Linked DNA regions of Homo sapiens: region 1 is linked to region 2. A link is a loop called in an ENCODE intact Hi-C map of the cell type or tissue named here. Cell type or tissue: CD14-positive monocyte. All regions are shown on one strand. Each heading gives the region's core, and the rest is flanking DNA. Links, peaks and the distances in the headings are about the cores only.

Region 1 (8,583 bases), core at 290-8,289, 170 kb before region 2:
TAGTTAACTAGTAACAATAAATTTATGTTAAAACTGATTTTCATGATAGAAGATAGAAATGAAATTTATATAGTTTGGCTCTCAATCCTTTATTTTCAGGGAAAAGACACAATTTATACATATGAGCAATTTGTGAAGATGTGGGAAATTCACTAGATTAGCAGTTCTTTTTTCTTTTTTTTTTGGCCTTTAATCAGCTATGTGATCAGGAACAAGTTATGAACTATTACATGTCCTTGCATTCTTTATCTGTAAACATAAAGGATGATACTAAGGGGCCTCTCAGTTTCCTTCCAACTCTTAACATTCTGTAGTTCTAATGCAGACAACTATGACTAAACCTAAGGTTGCTGCTTTTATACAGTTGTACTCAGGTTCTGTGTGGCCTTCCATTTTTGTAGTCCCTGTAACAAAGACTTTGAGAAGGTAAAAATAATCCTTACTCATGCAGTGGGAAGGTTTCTTAAGGAGAGTAGGCTTGTATTTTCTGTTGCTGTGTAACAAATTACCCCCACATTTAGCAACTTAAAACAACACAGGTTTATTGTCTCACAGTTTTTCTGGGTCAGGAGTATGGGCACATCTTAGCTGGTTTGCTGCTTAGCATCTCAAAGTGTCAAGCAGGCTGCATTCTCATCTGGAGGTTCAACTGTGGAAGAATCTGTTTGCAAACTCATTGAGGTTGTAGGCAGAGTTCATCTTTTGTGCCTATATGAGTGAGGGCGCTGTCTTCTTCCTGTTGACTGGTGGCTTCCCTCAGGGACTAGAGGCTGTTCCCCGTATGCGGCCCTGTCCGTAGGCAGTTCATCATACGGTACCTTGTTTCCTTGAGGCCAGCAGAAAACTCTGTCTCCAGTCTGCTAAGATGAAGTCCTTTCCATCTTTTCTACCATTTAGTCTACTATACCATAAGTCTTTTCTCGAGCCTGTTAGACTGCTTTTTAAACCTGACATTCTGGTGCATTGGGCCCTTGCAGTTTTCATGCAAGTTGATTAACCTTTATGTTACCAAATGACTCACTGGAGTATGCTTTTTGCTCTCTAATCCATAATTCAAAATGTATCTTCCTCTTATTCACTTCTCTGTACTTTATTTTTTTGGCAGACTTTTGATAGTAGATTTCTAAACATTCTGTATTTTTCCTTTCTTTTCACAGTCTGTCATGCAGCTGACCAACGTAAGTCCAAAGTGCTTTAGAATTCGAGTAATTCTGCAAACCCTGCTTTGTAGTTAGCGGTGCAGTGGTGAAGTTCAAAACTTAGACTTGGGCTGGGCACAGTGGGTCACACCTGTAATCCCAGCACTTTGGGAGGCTAGGGTGGGAAGATCACTTGAGCCCAGGAGTTCGAGACTAGCCTGGGCAACAGAGTGACACTCTGTCTCTAAAAAACAAACAAAGAACTTAGACTTGAATGTAGGTGACAGGTGGCACTAATCTCGGGCACTAATCTCTAGTTCAAAATGATCCTTTATCAGTTCAAGTATGAAAGACTTCATATAGTAAACATTGCTTGGGGGGATTAACATATAATGTAAGAAAGGGCAGATGGTATTTCCTGCATTCTGGAGAGCCTTAAGAGGATTGGATGCTCTCTATCCACCCCAGCCTTGCTTCATCAGTAAGCTGCTTTCAGCTGCAAGTAACAGAAACTGGATTCAAGTTGGCATTAACAATAAAGAGGGACATAGTAACAAGAAGTCCGCAAACAGAGCACACTCCAGTGCCTCAGTTCAGAGCTCCCGCTCTGCCTTGTCCATGTCAGCTTTGTCCTTAGGCGGGCTCCCTGTGTTAGTCCATTCTCACACTGCTGTAAAAATACTACCTGAGACTGGGTAATTTATAAACAAAAGAGGTTTAATTGACTCACAGTTCAGCATGGCTGGAGAGGCCTCAGGAAACTTCCAATCATAGTGGAAGGCAAAGGGGAAGCAGGCACCTTCTTCACAAGGCAGCAACAGGAGGCAGGGAGAGGGCACAGGGGAGAGTACCATTTTTAAAACCATCAGATCTCGTGAGAACTCCCTATCATGAGATCAGCAAGGGGGAAACTGCCCCCTGATCCAATTACTCCCACCAGGTCCATCGCTTAACACGTGGGGATTACAATTTGAGATGAGATTTGAGTGGGGACACAGAGCCAAACTATGTCCCTTTAAGGTTACAGAGTGGCTGCTGGAACCCCCAGAATCCATATGTTTCCTTGCTCACCCCCAGTTTAGGAGAGAGAATTAGGTCCCCAAACCATGGAATGTAAGTTCTCAAAATCCTTAGACTCCCCTAAGTCACATGCCCATCCCTGGACCAATAACAGTCAGCCAGCCACACAATGCTATGAGCCCTGTCCTTTTGATCGGGATCCATCATTGGAGCTGGGGGCTCTGGTAGACAGCTACCTGAGCAGAACAGGGCCTCTGAAGAGGGAAGAGGGGAGAGGATGCTTAGTAGGCAGCCAACACTTTCCATTACCTTATCTAACCAGTAATTTAGTTAACACTGTTTTATCTATTGTTCTTTTTTGTAACTAGACAATCTTAAAGTGGAAGTCTTTCTGTATACTATGAAGCCATGTTGTCTAATACAGTAGCCATCAGCCACTTGTTACTATTGTATTGTAACTTAAAGTAATTAAAATTAAAATAGAAAAATTAGTACTTAAGTCACACTAGTTACACTTCGGGTGTTGAGTAGGCAGCTGTGTGTAGTGGCTACCTTATTGAACAGCACAGATATAGAACATTTTCATCATTTCAGAAAAATCTGTTGAACAGAGCTGCTCTAAATTGTTTCAGGTAAAGTTTTTGTGTAAGCATTGAGCCACAGTAGAAACAAGGATAGCACCTACTTTACTAGGTTTTCATCTTATGTTGGGGATTATAGGATCTGAAATTTAGCCGAAATGGGAAATAGGAATTCATTCATGTTGAGGTGATTGAATATAATGTTTGATACTACTTAGGACTTAAAAATATCAGAGCTGTTTTTAAAAATATACTTTTTTCCATTAAGAAAGTACAAATTATTTTTTGTTGTGTAATAACTCTGTGCAAGTTTGGTGATATCTTGAAGTTCAGAATATGGAAAATGTTGTAATGTGAACAACTTTATGTGGTGGTAACATACCCATGATAATGAATCTCACAGTATAATGAAAGTGACTGCCCAGTTTGTCATTCTAGTAGAGTATGCTAAACTTTTCAGGGAATGTAGACGAATATGTATTAGTGCAATCACAGATGTGCTTGATATAATCCTGTCTCCACTATTCTGAGGCCGTATCTGTCAAACCAGAATTAGGGCTAAAGAATTATTATATTAAGTATCTTAAAAATAGTTATGTCCCCCTGTAGTCTCAGCTAGTGGGAAGGTGGGAGGATCACTTGAGCCCAGGAGTTCTGGGCTGTAGTGTGCAGTGCTGATCAGGCGTCTGCACTAAGTTCGGTATCAATATGGTGACCTCCCTGGAGCAGAGGACCACCAGAGTGCCTAAAGAGAGGTGAACTAGCCCAGTCTAGAAACTGAGCAGGTCAAAACTTTCATCTGATCAGTAGTGGGATCACACGTGTGAATAGCCACTGTACTCCCAGCTTGGGCAAAATAGCAAGACCCTGTCTCTGAAAAAATAAATAAATATTTATGTATAAGATTATATATATATGTACATTATATAACTAGGTTATTGGACATGTGCATATATATATATATCCAGTAACCAATATATCTTCACTAACCTAGTAATACTACTCCTAGGAATTTCTTGAAGAACTTAAAATATGGACAAAAATGTTATACATGAGGACGCTATTCATAGTGCATTAAAACTGGGGACAATCTAAGCTTCTAAGAGTAAGAGAATAACCAAATCAATTATGGGGTGTTAAATCCCCCAAGATAATGAATTATTTCTTATCCAGCTGTTCAGACTCATATTTTTGTAGCTCTTTAATGGTGTATGCATAAGGTGATGGTAAAGAATGCAAAATTACATGTAATACAGAAAGCAGTAATCCAGGATCTAAATTAAGTTCCTGTAGTTCTCAACTGGCTCCTGTGTACAAAATCCAAGGTCAAAGAAGACTGAATAGCCAGATAATTGTTTTGAGCAGATTTCTCTATAAAGTAAAATACAGTTTCAGAAGCAACTGAGTTCACTTTATGCATCTTGCTGTATATTAACCTGCTTTTATCATATCACTTTCTTGCTCAAAACTTCAGTTACTCCTTAGGAATTAAAAAATCCTCTAGAATTCCAGCCTCATTTCTCATTACCCTGAAAAGGCCCATCTTTACATATTGACACTCTGTGCCTTTCCAAGTACCATTTCCACTTTAACCTAGAATGACTTTCCATCTTCTTTTCCAATGCTCTGAAGTTTTTCTTTCGAAGGTATCCTGCAGCCTTCAACTGACCACTGTAGTTCAGTTAGCCTTTTCTTTATTCCCCTAATACATAGTATGTTTATAAACTTGTAACTCATGTCTGACATGTCTCCTATCTTGGAATATTTAATTACCCGTTTATAACTAGATTGTAAACTACTTAAAGACAGTGAAAACACATATTATACTAATTTGTTCTAGGTGCCAAAAGGGTTACAGTTCTGTGTAATGTCCACCCTTTGGTAGGGGGTCAGTGAAAAGCTCCACTGTTAAGTTCTTTTGTAACTGTTTTACGTTAGTAGATTTTAGGTACTCTGAAGATATAGAAGAAAATCCCCTGGTTCGTACCCCTGGAGGAGTTATAATTTAGTTGAGAAAACTAAGAGTTAAATTTCCGGGAGTAATGTTGGGCAACTGGGAGATGCTTAGTAAATATTTCAGGCCAGGAGCTGTGTGGTATGCTACCTGAGAGGCAGAGGCAGGAGGATCGCTTGAGTCAGGTGTCAGAGGTTTTGATGAGCTATGATTGTGCCACTGCACTACAGCCTAAGTGACAGAGCAAGACCCTGTCTCTAAACGTGTGTGTGTGTGTGTGTGTGTGTGTGTTTTATAGTGACATACTTCCCCGCTACTAATCACGGAAGCAGTGGAAGATGGAATGACTGTAGAGGAATCATTGTCCTTTCACTGTGATGATAGGAAAGAGGTGGAGCTGCTTCCTCTGTCCTCAGACATCGTTTGATGGTCTGTGCTCACTCACCAGGCATTACCTTCAGAAACTGCAAATATATTTTTGTTAATTCACATGTTTAAATGTATTCAGGATTATTTATGTATGTGTACACATGGGGTGATTTTAGTATTGGTGTGAATTTTACCTAGTTTAAGAAGTACTCTGAAGGTTGAGAGATTTTAAATCAGTAGTAAGGAAGAGGAGGACTAAGAATAGAAGAAATATATCATGCTAACTTGGACAAAAGGCCATAAAGGATGAGAGTGGCAGAACATAAAATCTTATCTCAGGTATGGAAATTGTAAGTTATGTTGTTAAGTTATGTTGAATTTGTGTATCAACATACAAACATACATTCTAGACTTAGGCAAGAACAGCAAAAGTTAATTTATGCTTTAAGGAGAAGGTAATGGTTTTAACATCAAAAAAGTTAAATTTTTTATTGGTAAAAAAAGTTGTGCTGTAAGGAAAGAGGCCTTCTTATAGATGTATAGTTCAAACTTGTAAGTAGAGATAAGAGTATCTCCAAGTCATCCCTTCAGGATCTGAGCATCTTAGCTGTTAACATCTCCGGGGTTTGTAACAACGAAAGATAGAGCTGGGCTGGAGGAAAGCCAGGGCGGCAAATGAGCTACTTCAGTAGGTGACCTGTCTGTTCCAAGTCCACAAGCACTATCTGTCCTTTTTCAGGTTAGCACACTGCTATCAGTCTTTGTATACTGCAGCTTTCATGTTTTGAAGTACTTAGTTTTGAGTCCTTCTATCGATGGAATTTCTCAGGAAGGATATGTGGTGTCTGAGTCCGTTCAGGCTGCTGTAGCAAAATACTGTAAACTGGGTGGCTCATAAACAGTGGAAATTTATTTTTCATGGTTCTGGAGGCAGGAAAGTCTAAGAGCAAGGTACTGGCAGATAAAGGTGTTTGGTGTGGGCCCACTTGCTGGCTCACAGACAGCCCTCTTTTCACTGTAACCTCGCATGATAGAGGGTCCATGAGCTCTCTTGAGTCTCTTTTTATAAGGTCGCTATTCTCATTCAGGAATGCTCTGCCCTCATGACCTAATCACCTCCCCGAAAGCCCTACCTCCTAATGTCATAATTTGGAGGTTAGGACTTCCTATGTGGAGGGACACAAATATTCAGATCATAGCATGTGTGCAGGATTTAGGAGCTTTTAAATATTTGAAAATGTCTTTAACATGACTGTCAAATTGAATTTTCTTACAATTTTTAGGTCACATGCTTTTCTCTTTAAGTTCTGCATTAATTGCTCTGTTGTTTTCTGGTTCGTAATAAAGCTGAAAAGTCTAAGGCCAGCATGATAGTTAGGTCTATGAAGACAAGCTGTTTTTCCCTGTGTCTTAATAGTATATTTTTCTTATAATTTAAACAAGTTCATGTAAGGAATTTAATTTGCCTTAAACATATTGAACCTGTTGATTTTGCAGTCTGGGGTCTTTTCACCATTATTTTTCTAATTGTAGTTTTAGAAACCTAAGATCTCTTTTGAATCTGTGTATTTGTGAACTTTTTTTTGTCATTTTCATCTTCTTGACCAATTTCTCTTTATTCTTACACAGCTTCTCTAGTTTGCACAGTACTCTCCACAGTACCGATTTTAGGAGACTTGATAAATTGCTGAGTACAAGGGAATAGGAAGATCCTTGGCTGAATTTGATACAGCTTTTTGTCTTGGACAACTTGGGCTCCAAAGGAGGCACATATTTGGGGAGTGGGAGGAAGAGGTAGTCATTGAGTACCATGTAGGATCTTTTGTGTCCCAGATACAAAAGATGTTGAGCAATCCAGGTGGATGCTGAGAGTCAGAAAAAAATCTGGACAGGAAACATAAATTGGGGTTCATCACCTAATGGATATAAAAGTTATTGCCCAGATAAAATGTATAGAGCCTGCATTCAGATTTAAGAGAAAAAGGAGTCTATTACCAAGACCAGGAAGGAAGCTCCATGATAAGAAAAGCAGAAGAAAGGAGCTGGAGTTATAGAAAGGAAAGTCTGAAAGACTTTGAACAAGTAGGATGCAAGTAGTGAGGGTAATTATGTGTAACAGAATGAAAGGCCCAAAAGGTATCAATAGAAGCTCCTTGCTGATTTTAATAGGAGCATTTTGGTATGGGAGGTAGTGAAAAAGAGAAGGCTGGTTTTTTTGTTTTGTTTATTTTGTTTTTTGATTGGGGGGGTTGTTTTTTGTTTGTTTTTGTTTTATTTTTGAGATTGAGCCTGTCTGTTCCCCAGGCCGGAGTGCAGTGGCACAATCCTGGCTCACTGCAACTTCTGCCTCCTGGGTTCAAGGGATTCTCCTGCCTCAGCCTCCCAAGAAGCTGGGATTACAGGCACCCACCACGATGCCCGGCTAATTTTTGTATTTTTAGTAGAGACAGGGTTTCATCATGTTGGTAGACTGGTCTCGAACTCCTGACCTCAGGTGATCTGCCTGCCTTGGCCTCCCAAAGTGTTGAGATTACAGGCGTGAGCCTCCGTGCCAGGCCAAGGCTGTTGTTTTAAGACACTTCGCTGGTAACAGGAAGAAGAAAAATTGGGCAAACATCACATAAAGACCTACTTTCTTGATGGCATATCTATACAACAATGAAGGAAAGAAGCCAGTAGTGTAATTGCCCAGTGGGTTCTTCCTGCCCACTGCATGGAAAACAGTTTCCTGAGACTGTGCTATTTGAGTACACAAAGAGTTTTATTAATGTCATGCTGGCCATACAGGAGATAGAGTTATTACTCAAATCATTCTCCCTGAAGGCTCAGAGGTTAGGGTTTTTCAAGGATAGTTTGGTGGGCAGAAGACTAGGGGATGGGTGCTGCTGATTGCTTTGAGGATGAAATCATAGGGTGTGGAAAACGGTCTTTGTGTGCCCAGCCTGTCTCTGGATGGGGGCAGTAGGACTGGTTGAGTCATGAGTCACAAGTCCAGGTGGAGTCAGTATAAAAAATATTTAGGAAGACCAATCTTAGGTTGTACAATAATGATGTTATCCATAGAAACCATTAGGGAAGTCACACATCTTGTGACCGCTGGCCCCGTGACTGCTGAACCCCATGACTCATGAAGTAAGGGATTATAGAAACTATGCCTACATTTAGGCCGGGCACGGTAGCTCATGCCTGTAATCCCGGCACTCTGAGAGGCTGAGGTGAGCAGATCACCTGAGCTCAGGAGTTCAAGACCAGCCTGGGCAACATGGTGAAACCCTGTCTCTACAAAAAATACAAAAATTAGCTGGGCACGATGGCACACATCTGTAGTCCCAGCTACTCGAGAGGCTGAGGCAGGAGAGTTGCTTGAACATGGGAGGTGGAGGTTGCAGTGAGCTGAGATCACACCATTGTACTCCAGCCTGGGCAACAGAGTGAGACCTTGTTTCAAAAAAAAAAGAAAAAAGAAACTATGCCAACATTTAATCAGAATTTAGGCCCTTCCCATAATTCTAATCTTGTG
Region 2 (8,583 bases), core at 360-8,359:
TCCTTAAAAATACGCAGAGGATGAGTAAAGTCTTAAATGAGCAACATCATAAAGGAAGTAAATGAACCAGATACAATGATTATTGGTTAATTTCAACCTAACCAATAATAACTCTAGGAACTTTTTTGGGCAGCAAACTCTGACTTTTTCTTAACAAGAGAGAAATAAAGCCAGGCAAAGGAGATCCCTAGGCAATCCCAAACTGAAGCTCGGTAAAGAACCGTGCACACCCACTTACTCAGGTGGCCCATGAAGAGGGAGACGGACAGATTCTAGGTTCTATCACTTTCCCTGTACTGTCTAGAACAGCATCATCTAAAGTCGGGATACAACACGGAAGAAAGAGTGAAGAGTCACAGTCCTCTAGGAACTACCTCAGCCGTCAGCCTCTCCCCGTCGTTAGGAAGTGGAGGGAGGAGGGTGAGCCCTGGCCATCTATCAAAGGCACAATCAAACTGCACCAGCAACCAGAGAGGAGGCCAGGGGGAAGGATCGTGACTGGCTGGGCAGAAGCTGAACCCTCAGGAGCTAAGGGAACCTTAAAGGCATTTTCAAAGATGCATAAGCCCAGGTCTAGAGATAGTGCACTGTCCTTCCAGGTCCAGCTAAGGCAGAGGAGATCGGGAGGCATAAAACGTAAGTGCCTTGAAAGAAGTGACATGCAGGCATGCCTTCCAGCAGCCCTGGGATTCGATGACATCAGTAGCAATCTGTCTGCACTGCCCCAGCAAGTAGGAAGCACGGTGTCGTGGAAAGGGCTGGTGGACAGTTTAAAGGATGCAGATGCTCAACCTGGCTGGCCGCTGGGAGCTGCAGGCCTAGGTGGTCACTGCACCCCACTGTGCCTCACATTGTTCACACTACTGATATGGTCTGGATGTCTGTCTCCTCCAAATCTCATGTGAAATGAGATCCTCTGTGTTGGAAGTGGGGCCTAGTGGGGGGTGTCTGGGTCATGCAGTGGGTCCCTCGTGGCTTGGTGCCCTCCCTGCAGTAATGAGCTCACAGGATATCTGGTTATTAAAGCTACTGGAACCTCCCTGTCACCCTCTTGCTCCCCATCCTGCCATGTGACACACTGGCTCCCCTTTGCCTTATGCCATGAGTGGAAGCTTCCTGAGGCCTCCCCAGAAACAGATGCTGGCACCATACTTCTTGTACAGCCTGCAGAACCATGAGCCCAATAAACCTCTTTTCTTTATAAATTACCCAACCTCAGGTATTCCTTTGTAGCAGTGCAAAAAGAACGAACACCTGCTCACTTGATAGGCCCATATTCATGGCAGGTCAGGGTCTTCTCAGCCCATGTCTGCAACTGGTTTCCCCCAAATTCCCTCTGTTTCTCTCCCTGGCAGAGGACCCTCCTCTGTCCCTGTTGGCCGCCCTCCTACCCCACCATGGCACACTCTGTGATGCCATCCTGTCTGCTCAGTAACTCCCCCCAGTTCTACGGAGTTTTGGCTACTCTTCATCTATCCTGTCTTTTCTCTCTTTCTGCAAACCAGAGCTCTCAGAGTACCTCCTTGCTCTCAGCTTTATCACACGTGCCCTGGGACAGCCGAGGCCTCGGCAGCCTGGCAGGATTCACTCTTTGCTCTGTGTCAACAAGCAGTTCTGGCCCACAAGCATGGGCCAAATGAGCCTGTGCACAGACTAAAAACAAAACAGATCCTCGGTAGGACACACAACAGGAGCACTTAATCAAGATGTCTCTACAAGGTGGCCCTGATAGGAAGGTCAGCACAGCTGTCCCAGGGTTGTGGGGGACCCTCGCTGCTGCTCTGTCGGAAAGGCCCCCACATTGCTGAGGGTGGGAAGAAAGAGGGTTGCTGTTGGCACCCGATGACACTATTTTGCTCGTGGCCGTTGGAGGTGAAGTCAAACAGTGGGTCCTGAGGCGAGTTAGGAAGTGGCACTGGCCGTAGGGGTGTAATTTAGAGATGCATAGAAAATTGCTGGGGAGGCACACGGAAGATAAGAAGGGCCCAGTGCTCTGCTATCCCCCAGAGGCAGAGGTCAAGCCCCTGGGCTGGGTGATGAGAATGAGCACAGAGGGGGCATGACTGGAGGGTGGTGTGGCCAGCCATCTCTGCCCACGGTGACAGCATCTGTACTCATAGGAGGGGGCCCAAGGGAGGCAAAGAATGGGACATCCCAAACAGAAGTCGGCCCTGCCTGCTCGCAGAGGAAGGGACTTGGAGCCAGGTTCTGGACACCACTCACAGCGGGACTCGGACTTGGAGTCTCGCTCTTCCCAGGCTCTCTCCACCGCCCCTAGATCTGGATGGCCGGAGGGCTGTCAGCCAGGCCCCTCTCATCTTCCTCGGCTTACGTTTTGGCAGGGGCCAGCTCCCAAGGCTGCCATTTCCTAAACCCACTGTGGAAGGCTGCTCGGCGGGACTCATCGTCTTGATGGCATCAACATCGCCAGCACTCATGCCTTGAGCCTTCCTCCTGGCCGTCCTCAGGGACGCCTTCTCATTCTCACAGCATGTGTTTATGATGTAAGCCGTCCAGACACCCTCTAGCCCCTCGAGCTTTGACTTATTCCGAGCCCTCTGCAGCTCCCAGTATTACGTCTCTCCACAGACCCATGACAGGTTCAAGAATTTTGTTTTCATCCATCATAATTTGCGTAACACCAACCAGTTGAAGGTTTTTTTCCTATGCTAGCTTTCCCTCCACAGAAATGAAACAATTCTGTGAATGAAACCATTTGCCTATTACATGTGAAGTGTGTGTCTGTCAGCTCAGGGCTCTGTGTTTTTATATTCCTCATGAAGCTGCCCCTTATTCTCCCTCCAAGACCACTATAACATTTTGGTGGAACCCTTTTCCATGATAGAACTTACATTGTCATGTTGTGGTAATCTGTTTTCAAGTCTTATGTTAAGTAGATAGTAAGCCCATTGCCCCCTTGTAGACAGCAACTGTGTCTGCTTTCTTCCTGTGTGGGCACGTGGCCAATGCTCCAAGAAAGAAAAACGTTGCTGGATTAAAATATGCTAGTCGGATGATGGCAGCAGTTCAGAAGAATCCACGAGGCAGAATTATCATCTCCATTATACAGAAGAAATGCAGCTCAGAGAAATGAAGACTCTTGCCCAAGTTTCCCTGGCTTCTAAAGCGGTGGTGCCTGAATTTGAACCTAGTTCTGTTTGATGGCAAAATTGCCTTCTTGACCTGTCTGCTGCTGGCTTCCCCAGAAAAAACAAGGAAGCAAGACAACCAAATGCCAGAAGCTTTAAAATTGGACAGACTAAAATAAGGCTGCCCCAGCTGCATAGGGTGCTGCTGGTCTACGGCACACATGGTCCAGCCAGGGCTAATTTTAACTCTTTGTCTGTTCTCTAAGTTTCCTCCCTCTTCCAGCAGAACCCACTGTCCTCTGCTCTTGGTAGCCACGGCCTTTCTATGTTTCACGCTCACAGCTCAGACACTCAGATTCAGTTCCCTTTTTCAGACAATGTTAAAACACAATTATAGATCTGTTCTCCCATTAAAATGCCTCCGTGAATAAAATAAACTGAACAGAACCGTCTGGTCTTCCTGGGCCCTTTCCCAGAAGCACCTGATGGACATCCCCAGTACCTTCCATGGGCAGCACCCCAGCTGGGGACCATGGCAGCTCCACTATCCAGCGTGATTCCTCATCCTTGCACAATCTCACTGTTTCTGAGAAATGAAGACAGCTGTTTTCATTATGGTTTTAGCCTAAACAAAACTCCAACTTCTTATTAAGAATGTTTAATAAAATCAACAGGGCATTTAAACTGCCAGCAGGGAGCTTGGCAAATTACATGCTGGCATGGTGCCTCCCTCTGTGTCTGGATGCAAATATTTCTCATCTTTACACAGCTTTTCTGAAACATCATAATGCCATCTCAACCAGCCCACCCCCACACCACATGCAACTATGACTTTGTGAGGCACACACCAGCATCCATTTGTGACAAAAGCGAAATGCAACTCCCTGTAGAATCAGCTAGGCTAAGTAGCTGTTTGCTTTTGGGGAGCTGAATATTCAAGAAGTTGCTTTAGGACTCATGAAATAATTAATAGATTCCCCATCTTGAGATGGTAAAATGAAAAAAGTATTCCTTGCATTATCCCATCTCATATTTATTAGGTACAAATGATGGCAGCAATGGCCTGTCTAGAATGGCCGCTGCCATGATGCTGGCTGCAGCAGGGGAGGCATGGGTGGGGCCGTGTGCTCCCTGGAGCAGGCAGGAGCCAGGAACAGGTGGGAGCCCTAACCCTTTCCAAGTTGGTGGGGCAGGAGCCCCACTCTCCCAGGCATAGCTGCAGCCCCCCAGCCACAGCTGTGGACATGGGCATCCCTGCACCCCTGGACTCTTGGAGGCCCAGAAACCACCCCGTGCCCCAGCAGGCTTGGAAGTGCCTGCTCCCACTGCCTGGCCTCTCCCCACTCCCAGCACCCACTCCAATTTTGAAGCAAACTTGTGGCTGAGCCCAGGCACTATTACGACCTGACCAGGTGTGCACATACTTGGAGTGGCACTGACATCCCAGCCCCTTGCCCTTGGCCCCTTCTGGACTTTGGGTGCCAACAAGCAGGGGAAGGAGGCCAAGGGGGTGCTGAAAGTGGCTCAGCCTGGGCTTGCAGGCACCCCTTGGCACCAACAGCCTGGGCGCCATGAATGCCATGAACAGCAGCAGGAGGCAGACAGGCTCCTGGGTGGAAAGGGGCAGGTCCCTGGTGACTAACCCCACCTTCTGGCCAGAGTGAGAACTTACGGTGCTTTTTCCAGGCCTGCCAATGGCTGCCTATGGACCAATCAGCATCTACTTCCTCCCTTCTGAAGCCCATAAAACCCCCCAGACTCAGCCAGACTCAGGCAGATGACAAGATGACCTGCCTGCAGAGAGGAGCCACCCACTCTGGGTCTCCTCTCTGCTGAGAGCTGCATTTGTCAGAATGACCTGCCTGTGGATAGGAGCTACCCACCTCGGGACTCATGAGAACTATACTGTCACTCAATAAAGCACCTCTTTGACTTGCTCACCCTCCAGTTGTCTGGGTACCTCGTTCTTCTGGATGCAGGACAAGAACTCAGGACCTACTGAATGGTGGGACTGAAAGAGCTGTAACACAAACAGGCCTGAAACACACCCTCCTGCTTGCCATGTTGTGGGTGACAAGAAGGAGAGAAGAGAGAATGAGAGAAAAGCTGCAGCCCTTTGGGGAGCCCAGACATAGGAGGAGCTCCCTGAGCCAGGGCTGTGACACCCTCTTTGGGGCTCTGCACTTCCTAGCATTTCCAAACTTCTGGGCACCACCATCTTCCCCGGTGTCCACAGTGGAAGCCGCTTGTGGTATGCCTGGTCCAGCCACAGCAAGGAGCTGCCCACCCCATTGCAGACAGCATGCCTGGCCATGTACAGTGGCCACACTCCACGCTCACTCACTCATGCACCCCTCGCCACTCTGCACCTGGCTCGCCCTTGACAGGTGTGGGATCTGGGCCAGGACTGAAAGCCAAGTGCAGCCTGCCAGGTCGAGTGGGCAGAACGAGCCCAGTGGGCCTGAGCAAAACTCAGTCAAAGGTGCCACCGGCTACAAGGTTTCCAGCGGGTGAAGCAACACCCTAAGGATCCTGTGACACTGATACAGCAGACGCACAAAGTTAGACACTGGTGGATCATCTAACAAGTTTAAGACATTGTTTTTACTCTCAAGTAGCTTGTGCAGAAAGTTAATTTTTCAAATAGTTTTAGCTTTCAAAGAAGCCCAGAATCTGTGACTGTAACTTTAAAATCACTGGACCCTAATGGATGCTACTCGAGTAAATGACGAAGTGGTACATTTTCTTCCTTCCTACCTCAAAGGATGACTTAATGGAAATAAAGTCAGTAACAGAAAGCAGGTTAACAAAGGAAGACAGATGCACAATTCTCACTGGCACAAGAGCTCTACTTGTCAACATCGGGGCCCACTGCAATCTTATCTAGCATCAATAAATTTCAAGATGGCAAAAATTACAACAGCTGCGCAGTGTCACCTCACCAGCCAAAATGTCAAATGTTCTCATCTCAAGTGTTGTAAATGAAAAAGAAGGGGACTCCTCTGTCAAGGGAGATCAGTGAAACCCCCTCTCCAAGCCAACTGGCTTTCTGTGTGGCTATTTCATAACCTAACAGAGACACTGCCTTTCTGTGCCGCTTCATCATCTGGCAAGCCCCTCACTGATGTCAGCGACAGAATCCTCAGAGATCACCGCTTTCTCTAAGCTGAGAAAGTGGGGATGGCGGATGGGGGAACCACGTGCCCGACAGCATCAGGCCTAATGAGCTTGCATGAAGTTCCCTGCACACACGGACTACTTTTGTGCCAGGGTACTGAGTAATTCCACCAGTGTTATTCAGTGACATCACATGGCAGTAGTGTGTGGTATTTAAAAAAAAAACCACCCAGGCTGGGTAACATAGCAAGACCCTGTCTCTACAAAAAATGCAAAAATTAGCCAGGCATGGTGGTGCACACCTGTAGTCCCAGGTACTCAGGAGGCTGAGGCAGGAGAATCGCTTGAGCCTGGGAATTTGAGGCTGCTATGAGCTATGATTGCACCACTGCACTCCAGCCTGGGCAACAGGGCAAGACTCTGTCAGGCAAGCAAGAGGGGAGGGGGGAGGGGAGGCCATCTTCAATCTTTTATTGTTGAGCCACTTCAGTTAGACAAATTACTCCCGAGCAGCAGTTAGTGGTGGAGTTGGCCTGCTGGTTCCCCGGCAGAGCTGCTTCACTGAACTCCCCTCCCTTACCCCTTGACCTTCCACTTGATGAGTGACAGCCATTGGGTCCAGGCTGAATGCACCCATCTCTCCATCTGTGAACATAAACCCAGTCCCCTGCCTCAACTGTTGTTGACTTTTACCACCCACTCCCCACCAAGCAGGGGCTAAACCATCTGCCCTAATCCCGAACAGCCTCAGGCTCTCACTTCACAGGTAGGGAACTTAGGTCCAGAGGGGGAAGGTAATGGGCCTGTGATCCCACAGTTATGAACACTGCATCCCGACCCTATCCTTCACTGCTGCTGCTAAGAAACTCCCTCTTGGCTTAGGATTGAGGACAGCTCTGTGACTATGACTTCCCAAATGAAGCCCACTGACTCTCACCTGTTGGGTCCTTCCCAGCCTCCATCCTGCCCCATTGGCTTTCCCTGACTTTTGAGCTGTGGTTACATGTTCCACCCCTGGAAGGCTCCACCCCACTGTGACCTGTGCACAGCAGGCACTGAGTATGCTTGGTGTCATAAATTAGCTTGCTTGGCTCCATAACATCTCCTGTCTCTTTCCTGCCCCGCCAGTTTCCCACCCTCCTCAGTTCCCGCAGCTTGTTTGCAGCTAAGAAACCGCACTGCTCATGGCCGGCTGCTAGAAGAAGGTGTGTGTGTGGAAGAGTAACCAGAGCTACTGCTGGCCTCAGCACAGGACTCCATAAAGGAGAAAGCCATTAGTGGATCCCAGCAGGACAAGACAAGATGACACAGGATGATTCTCTCGCTGGTCAATGGAGGGCCATTGAATTGGTCTTAATCTGCAAACTTCATATTTGATCATTTTCATGTTTTCCCACACTTTAACTAAGGGCTCACCATACATTTTGGTGTTGCCAAAAGGATTCGTTGATATATAACTTGGACATAAAGATCAGAGTCCCCGAGGAGTCCCCTTTGCTTCCCTAGAGTTCTCCAGTTCCAGGCGTCTGCCCTGAACGTGCGCAGCTCAATGATGTGGTCAAAGAGGCTGGGGCTCGGGGAGCAAGATCAAAAACACGCAGCCCTTCAGAGTCCTGGAGCCATCTTCCCAGGTACTCCATCAGCAGCATCCCAGAGATCCCCTGCAATCAGCTGGGCCATCAAGAGGAGGCCACTAACACCACCCCACTCTCTCAGCTGAGGACCTTCTGGGGAGCACCACTGGATAAGGCTAGATTGCGTGGCCGTTAAAACTTTGGGACTGACTTCACACAGTGGATGTTTACATTCTAAGAAAGTTTAATGTATGTTTTCTCTAATAATACTTTCAATTATAAAAGTAATACTTGTTCATTTTAGAAAATTTGGAAAATAAAAGGAGCACATTAAAAAAAAAAAAAAAAAAAAAAGACAAACCATCACCTGCCATGACGTCTAACCTTCTGATGTGCTCCAGGGAGTTGGACCCTTTTTCCTGGCGGCAGCTGAAACGGTTGGACCTAGCCTCTCCTTGGTCTGTGCAAAATCACTATTATAAAGATGGCTTCTGTCTGTCCTCTGAAAGGTGACGGGTGTGTTCGGACTTTAGCTTCACTGTCAACAGGTTGCAGTTAGGTCTACCTGTAAGTTGTCCTCCATTCTAGCCTACTTAAGAGAAAACAGCACAGCTTCGCGAGAGCTCTGTCTCCCACACGAACTCCGCTTTCCCATCCACCATGCAGGCTGCCATCCACAGCAGTCACTGTACCAGGAGCCACTCAAGGTGAGCCAGTCCTGGGCCGACTGATGGGTTGATTTCACAATTTTCTGTCTCCTGAAAACACATCTTTGTACCCATCTTTGTTTTCTTTCTGGGTCT

What was found. Peaks named below come from ENCODE experiments on the same cell type or tissue, not always from the same donor. Only the 100,000 strongest peaks of a DNase experiment are listed, where the experiment ranks them.
Region 1: it touches region 2 in a loop (2.9-fold over the local background); 41 of 110 quality-filtered maps call a loop at or near these places.

What each region holds. Positions count from the first base shown.
Region 1 is chr18:13,710,128-13,718,710 of GRCh38, reverse strand. The region is part of intron 1 of FAM210A (family with sequence similarity 210 member A); the gene reads left to right. It also overlaps the pseudogene RN7SL362P. Among named protein-coding and RNA genes, the nearest start is that of FAM210A, 12 kb to the left of the region's middle. In CD14-positive monocyte, for the core only: no CTCF peak of the experiment used is centred there; no DNase peak of the experiment used is centred there.
Region 2 is chr18:13,544,437-13,553,019 of GRCh38, reverse strand. The region is part of intron 4 of LDLRAD4 (low density lipoprotein receptor class A domain containing 4); the gene reads right to left. Among named protein-coding and RNA genes, the nearest start is that of MIR4526, 62 kb to the left of the region's middle. RefSeq lists enhancers at 2,261-2,762, 4,026-4,975. In CD14-positive monocyte, for the core only: a CTCF peak has its summit at 4,375; no DNase peak of the experiment used is centred there; H3K4me3 peaks cover 732 bases; H3K27ac peaks cover 1,162 bases.